2 separate regions of the Homo sapiens genome follow, and region 1 is linked to region 2. The links are chromatin contacts, found by Hi-C or POLR2A ChIA-PET in ENCODE. All regions are on one chromosome and are shown on one strand. Each heading gives the region's core, a stretch centred on a gene start or an enhancer-like site at or near the end of the contact. The rest is flanking DNA. Distances are from core to core; before and after follow the strand shown.

Region 1 (3,651 bases), core at 605-3,104, 6.6 Mb after region 2:
AATGACGGGAAGACGAATCTGATACAAACCATTCTATTTAGGTGCAGACATGGTAGTGAAGCTAAAAACATAAGCGCTATTATATATATATAACATACTGATTGTCATAAAAGATGTACAAAAAATGCTAAACTCAGAGGAAATTACTTCCTGCTGGGAAGAATCTGGAAACACATCTCCACGGGTAACAGAATCAGATACAGAATCACAAAAGGTGACTGCTACAACAGATTTCAGTAATTAACAGCAAAGAAACAAGAGTAGTTCATTTTGGCTGGCGTGTAAGTACTAAGGAAGCAGAAATTAAGTCGAGAAGGTAGGTTTGCATCTGTATTGTTGACTGGCTGGATATTAACCATTTTCAATTTTACCTGAAAGTTCTGGTCTTTTTGCTGCAGCTTTAAGCATCCAACCCGGTATTACCAAGATGACTTAGAGTTCTTGACTCAAGCATACAGAAGAAACTACAAGATAATGTATGATAACTTTGTAAAGGGCCATATAAAAGCAATACAGTATTTTCAAAAATCTTCAACACGTTGTTTAAGAAACTGTAGACCTGCAGGAATCCCACCACCAGAACCGCAGTCAAAGCTTACAAAGACTCAAAGGAGAGACGCGGAAAGGGGGGAAAAATCAGAATGGGAAGGCAGGTGGCAGGGGAAAAAGATTGAGGTCCTGCCCTGGTGGTAGGGGCTCATCTTTTCCTTTTATAGGTGAAGGTGGAAAATGATTTTCTGAAGTTCCCGAATTCTCCTCCCTCCAAAGGCCAAGGAGTGAAAGTACTTAATAGGAACTTGCGGAGGCGTGGTCAAGAGCTCCGTTTTGCCGGAGTTAGGAGCTCCGCCCCGAGGTCCCCGCCCATTCCCCGCTGGGGTCCTCCCGGCCGGGCTGCCTCTGGCTGGGTTAGGGCGGCCTGTAGAGCGGCCTCACCCCACAGGGAGCCTCACGGGGGCGGGCCGCCGCCAGGCCAGCCCGGAAAAAAACCGCCTTCCAACGGAAGCGGCCCTGAGCCCCGCTCGCCATTTCAGCGCTCTGTCCCACAGGGACCGTCCGGCCCGGGTCCGGCCCACTGGTTGGGGTCCACGGACTCACCTCACTTTGCAACTAAGGTCAAAAATAAGCATTCCCTGGGGCACGGGCGGCCAGGCTATTAACACCCTTCCGCCATGACCCAATTCGGAAGTGCCAAATGCAACTTCCGGGCAGGAGAGGGAATTTCGGAGCCCTAAACTGTTGTCCATCTCCGTAAGTGACCAGACGTCTCAGTAAAATAAGGGCCAGGAAACTGGACGTGTAATCCGGAGTATGAATTAACTTGTCTAACATGGGATGTGTGGTCACCCACGGTACCTCTTTGGGCTTACTTACAGATGCATCCCTTCCCAGACGGCTCAGCTGTTGCCCCGGGTAACGGTGAGACTGGCGAAGGAAAAAAATCTACGTCACCCTGGAAACAGGAAGCCAGGAATCTCCTTTTGCCATTATCAGTTATGGCCGCCTTAGCTTCAACAGTAACTTCCGATCGGGGAGTTGTCACTCTACCCTGCTGGAGGCTTACTCTGTAGCCCGGCTAGCCAGAGGCGCCCAGTGGGCGGGAGACGGCGTAGAGGAACTGAGGAAAGGACAAGGGCGGAGAGAGAGAAGCTGGCGGCACTGCCCGTCTCTGATTGGGCAGCTTCTCTTGCCCCGGTTCCGCCCATTTTTCTTGCCTAGCGAGTGACGGGCCCACGGCAGAGGGGTGGGGCGGGGAGGCTGGAGCGAGAGTAGTGGCGGGGCGGGCGGGGCGGGGCGAGTGGGGGAGGGGCGGGCGGGGGGCGGCGGTTGGGCAGCGTCGCTTCTTAGGAGGAGGAGGAAGAGGAGGAAGGAGGGCGAGCGAGGAGGATGGCGGAGTCGGGGCTCCTGACGGTAACTCGGGGCCGATGAGGCGGAGGGTGTCTGTTGGTCGGTTCTTCCTGCCTGCCTTCCTGTCCGTCGGGCAGTCGGGCTGGCTGTCGGTAGGGGGAGGCCCCGTGCGCCCTGACAGGCGCGAGCCGGCAGCGCCGGGGCGAGGCCCGAGGGGCCGGGGCCCTGGGAGGCGCCGCCGCCGCCGCTTTCCTGGTTGCTGTCTCCGGGAGTGCGGGGCCCTTGGAGCCGGCTCGCGTGGGAGCCTGCAGCCCGGCGCGGAGAGGAAGGCGGTCGGGTGTGACAGCGGCCGGGGCCGGGCCTGCGGCGGCGGCGGCGGGCGGCCCGGACAGCGCCTGGGCGACGGCGAGCCGGCGCGAGGGCGCGGGCCGGGGGCCCCCGGCGGACAGTCTCTCTCCTCTCGGCTCCCTGGGCCCCCGGGCCCAGTCCGCAGGGCGCCCCGAGTCGTGTAAATCGTTGGCGAGGGCCCGGGCGCAGCGGCGGTCATACAGGGTGGGGTCTCTTCTCGCCCCCTCCCTGGAGTCCACCTTGCTCTCCCGTTCTCCTCTCCCTAAAAACCCTTGAGTGAAGAGTGCTGGATCGGCTCTGGGTGTGTTGCCTAGCGAAGCGAGTTGTAGCCCTTCGAGACCGCCTCGTAGAACATGCCCGATGGCAACCTCTCCCCGTGATAGCACAGCTTTTAGGGAGAGAGGAAAAGTAGTCTCACTCTTCCCCGACTTCCCCAGGCTCATAACACAAGAGGCTTTGGGGCAAGACGATTTTTCCCCCAGCACCTCAATATCCATTGTTTTTGTACCATCCCCCTCCCCCCATGCCTAGGTGGAAGAGTAATGACTCCAAAGCATTAACTTGCCTTTCTCTTTATTTCTTTTCTTTCTTTTTCTTTTCTTCCTTCCTTTCTTTAAGCAGGCAGTTTGTGTTATTGTGGAATTATGGATTTACAAACAGGTGGAATAAATACCGATTCGGGAGCTAGAAAGAAGATGCTTTGTGTGTGTGTTTAAGCCCTTACAGTTGGCAGTTTGATTTTTCTTGTCTGTTGCTTTGTATCGTAATGGGGGTGATGAGAATAAAAGAGGAAGCACTGTTTTGCAACCTACCCAAAGAAATATTTTCGAAGTCTCTGGGGATGCTGAAGCAAAATTAGGTTGCAGATGTGGACTGTATAGTATTTGCCTCCAGCGTGATAACTACCAGCAGTGTCTAGGCTTACACCTGTGCCATTTCGTATACTTTTCTTAGATACCGAGTGCGTCTAGTTTCTACTCAAGAGGGACTACTATATCAAAAGCTTTTTGTTACGGTTTTCAGAATCCTAAGGTACATTTGTGTAACCAAGTGTTTTTGTAACTAAATGCAGCAACACCACTGAAAAATAGTTTTAATTTTAAAGACCTCAATTTATTAGTGTACTTACTAATCTTTACCCTCATCCTCCATGCTGTGGACTGTAGAACTGTTACTGTGTACTTGAAGAGACTTAGCTATTGCATCCAATTTGTAACATTCAGTAAGGTTATATTTATAATTTGAATTTATCAAGTGTTGATGTTTTGCTGTGTGACAGTGAAAAGAATTTTAGGAATAAAGTATGCAAATGACCATTCGCCACATATGGAACTTAGACTGAGTATGATAAGCCTTTTGTCTTTATTTGGACATAAAGTATATTGTAAACTTTTTATGTAATTATAAATACACATTTGAAAAATAGACAAAAATAAACACAAAACTGAATAAAAGTTT
Region 2 (3,578 bases), core at 538-3,037:
AAAACTATATAAAAAATATAGGGAAAAAAAGAGCTAAAGAGCCACAGTATCAAAGTTAAGGACTATTGTTCCCTTAAAGACATAAAGGCAGAGTTTCTAGTCTTCTAAAGCAGATTGATGTCCAGGCTTCTCAAAGATATCTGTAAATCAAAAGAAAAAGAAAAAAGATCAATAGAAAAATAGACACAGACACTGAAAAGGCAGTTCACAGAAGGGAATCTCAAGTAGCCTATGAATGTATAAAGAAATGGTCAAAAAATTCACTAGTAGTTAGAGAAGTGAAAATGAAAGCAAAAAATGAGCTTACACTACTTTCATCATATTGACAGAAATTAGAAAATTAGCTAATTAGATGAGTCAATATTTGCAAAGCACTTAGAATAGTATCTGGTATTTACTAAACACTTTATGAGTGTTTAATAAAAAAGACCTATCACCTTCTGGAAGGGATGGATGGAAGTGTTGGATGGAAACCCCACACTGGAGTGCAGCGTAGGGCAGTAACTCTGGTACACAATCTTAAAGTGCTTGGTAAGTACCCAGGGCTTGTACTAGGCTACTGGGCATCGTTGTGCTCTTGGAAAACTGTTCATCTGGCCAGATGAGTTTGAAAATATCACACCCTCTAGATAGTTACAGCCTTCTAGGTTCATGACTTGGCTGGCGTACAGAGATTTTGTGAGAATAAAAAGTGCACACCTTTCTCCAGTAGGGCACATGGCACGGGAAAGAGAGTAGAGACAGTTTTTCAGCCTCCATTGCCCCATGGCTGGATGTGTTTGTGCAGGACGCAGCTGCATAAGCAAATGTCCCTGTGCATCCCTATAACTTTAACAATCTTACTCCTTGGCATATATTTCAGAGGAATTTGCACAGAGGTCCTTAAGGGACCACGGACAAAGACGATCATGGCTGTATTACTTGATGTATTGGAGAATTAGAGGCGGCCTTGTTACCTAACACCTGGGGAATGGAAGTGAAGTGTGGTAGATGCCCCTTATGAAACGCTGTGCAGTACTCAGAAGCAATGAACTATATGCTTGCCAATCGCAACGAGGACAGATCCTTAAAAAGAATGTTGAGTGAAAAAAGTAGAAAATAAGATAATCTCCAAAGTCCAGTAGCATTATTTAAACATTTTTAAAAAATACACTGATAAAAATTTTGTACATTTCCCAAAAATACATATGGAAGCACAGCAGCATGAATGCCTATGGGGTTGAGGATAGGGGTTGGGAGTAGGGATGGGGATAAAGGGGGAAAATAAAACCAGAGAGGAGTCTTACACATTTCATGAACCAAGGAGTATAATTATTTCAACTATTTGTACCTGAAGTCCAGAAAGAGTGGAGGCAGAAGGGGGAGAAGAGGGCGAAGAAACGTTTTTGGGAGAGGGGTCCCAGAAGAGAGATTTTCGCGATGTGGCGCTACATACGTTTTTCCAGGATGCCTTAAGCTCTGCACCCTATTTTTCTCATCACTAATATTAGATTAAACCCTTTGAAGACAGCGTCTGTGGTTTCTCTACTTCAGCTTTCCCTCCGTGTCTTGCACACAGTAGCTGTTTTACAAGGGTTGAACTGACTGAAGTGAGATTATTCCTCGTTGTCTCGGAAGGCAGAGTGTAGCCGCCAGTCCTTCCCTCATCCGGAACCTTCTGGTCCACATTTCCTTCCAAGCGTTAGTCCTCGGCTCTCCATGCTTGGCTCCCTAGTGTCACACACCGTCCTTTCTGGGTGGCCTCTTCCAATTCGCCCTCTTCTTTCTCCTGGGTGTCTCCATCTGCCCACACCGTGGGACTCCTCCCAGCCTCTCAGGGGCACCGCCCCCTCACTTCCTTGGCTCCGCCCCATTGGGATATATTTGCATATTTCTCTGAGGAACCCTGCCCAGGTGCCAGCCGCAGAAGCTCCTCCCCTTTCGAATTCCCGCTAGCGCCCCTAGAGGGCGTGTCCGTTGCCAGGCGACGGGCCGACGCGCCGAGCGCGGGTTTCCGCTCGGGGCGGGCGATAGAGACAGCGCGTCGCGCCTTTAGCTTCTTTCCCAGACTCCGGCCCAGCTCCTGCGATCTCCACAGCAGCCTCTGAGGCCGCCCCCAGAGAGCATCAGGATGGCTGAGGTCAGGAGTCAGCGCCCCTCTGTCGCCTTTCCCTTGACCCCTCCCCATTGTCCCTCTCCTACTGACGATTGTCACAAACGGTGATTCCAATATTTCCCCCCATCAACATCTTATTCCCCTGCACCCTCACTCACTCCCGCGCCTTTCTCCGTTGGCTCTGGCCTCTTTACCTCCTGTTTCTCCTTCATTTGTGTGGACACCCCACTATCCCCACTGTGGCATCGGCGCTATGCTAAGTGCGGTAGAAAATTAATGAATTCTGAAATCCACACGTGACATGCACCCAGCCCTAGATTTTTAGTCATGGAGTGATACCATAAGAGAGGCTCACACAGAAATATTGGAGATGTCTTATCTCACAGGGGAAACCGGGAAGAAAGCTTCACAGATGCCTGCTGTCATCCCAATCAATGGCCCTTGTCCACCTGTCACACCCTGATTTCCTAACATGTGATCACCTGCTGTCACACAGCTTCATTAAGGCTCTTCTGCCCATCACCTCTGCCCCGTGTGTTCATTGACTCCTGTGTTAACATCTCGTATCACCCCACCACTCCCCCATATTACAGTACACCCCATTTTCAGCCTCTCCAATGAGGGGTTATTTCTGCAACCCTTCAGTGACTCCCTGCCTGCCCCTTAGCCCCCTCACGTATAACCTCAAGAGCCTCGGGTCCCTGTCATTACTTGCCATTCACAGTCCCCATCCACTATGGCCCTACCCAAATCCTTCATGGCCCCATCAGAGCCCTTCCCCCATCACCCATCCCACGGTCTGTTCCAGCCAGGACCAGCTACATGATTTGCAAGGCCTGATGCAAAGTGAAAACACAAAGTCTCTTCAAAAATTACAAATAATTTTAAGACAGAACAGCAGAGCATTCAACCAAGAATGGGGCCTTTCTGAGCAAGGGGCCCTGTGCAACTGACCAGTTTTCACTCCCATGAAGCCAGCCCAAGCCCCATCATCTTTCAGCACCATCGTGCTCCACCCCCTCCCCACCCCATTCTAGTTACTCTCTTGCTTCCTCTGCACCATTCACATCCCCTCATCATTGCTTTTCCTCCATCTCCAGTCTAGCTTTATAAATTCCGTCTTCCCGTGGTCAACACCTCCTTCCTTTCCTTATCATACGATCTCTTTCATATCATCCATCTTCCTCACGCCTGGGCTCCATCACTCACATCTCTCTCTGACATCCATGCTGCTGTGGCCACTTCACTTCTCCCCATTACCCATAGTCATTTGTATCTCTTTCTTCCCATTTCCTTTCTTGTTCCTTCTAGTTCTTTATTGTCCCATTATTGCTTTTGAGTGTTTTCTCCTCTTTTCTCCCACCAGTCATCTTTGTTTATTTCATTCTTCATTCCCCATAGGGAAGCCCCAGCCTCCCAGAGGCACCAGCCCCTCATTTCCTTGGCTCTGCCCTATTCAGGATATATTTGCATATTTCTGTGA

The links. Hi-C counts contacts between places; a loop is a spot of excess contacts on that map. ChIA-PET counts read pairs that join two places held with the same protein, here RNA polymerase II (POLR2A). Pooled maps may share reads with other maps.
Region 1: a map of naive thymus-derived CD4-positive, alpha-beta T cell shows a loop between it and region 2 (7-fold over the local background). The contact joins the promoter of SHOC2 here to the promoter of CFAP58-DT in region 2. A Hi-C loop is called at or near these places in 1 of 168 maps with a recorded cell type or tissue (naive thymus-derived CD4-positive, alpha-beta T cell) and 5 of 50 pooled maps. POLR2A ChIA-PET finds 5 or more read pairs at or near these places in 1 of 52 experiments (HCT116).

The regions. Positions count from the first base shown.
Region 1 is chr10:110,917,750-110,921,400 of GRCh38, forward strand. It overlaps SHOC2 (SHOC2 leucine rich repeat scaffold protein), which reads left to right and starts at 1,855. Exons shown (of 9, transcript NM_007373.4): 1 at 1,855-1,908. BBIP1 (BBSome interacting protein 1) reads right to left here and starts at 1,431. Exons shown (of 4, transcript NM_001195305.3): 1 at 1,372-1,431; 2 at 372-464. The coding sequence starts at 408. RefSeq lists silencers at 765-924, 1,775-2,214, 2,225-2,314 and enhancers at 1,056-1,595, 1,285-1,484, 1,505-1,554.
Region 2 is chr10:104,351,788-104,355,365 of GRCh38, forward strand. It overlaps CFAP58-DT (CFAP58 divergent transcript), which reads right to left and starts at 1,788. Exons shown (of 2, transcript NR_108036.1): 1 at 1,331-1,788; 2 at 1-140. It overlaps CFAP58 (cilia and flagella associated protein 58), which reads left to right and starts at 2,046. Exons shown (of 18, transcript NM_001008723.2): 1 at 2,046-2,119. The coding sequence starts at 2,111. RefSeq lists enhancers at 259-308, 329-438, 1,716-1,775.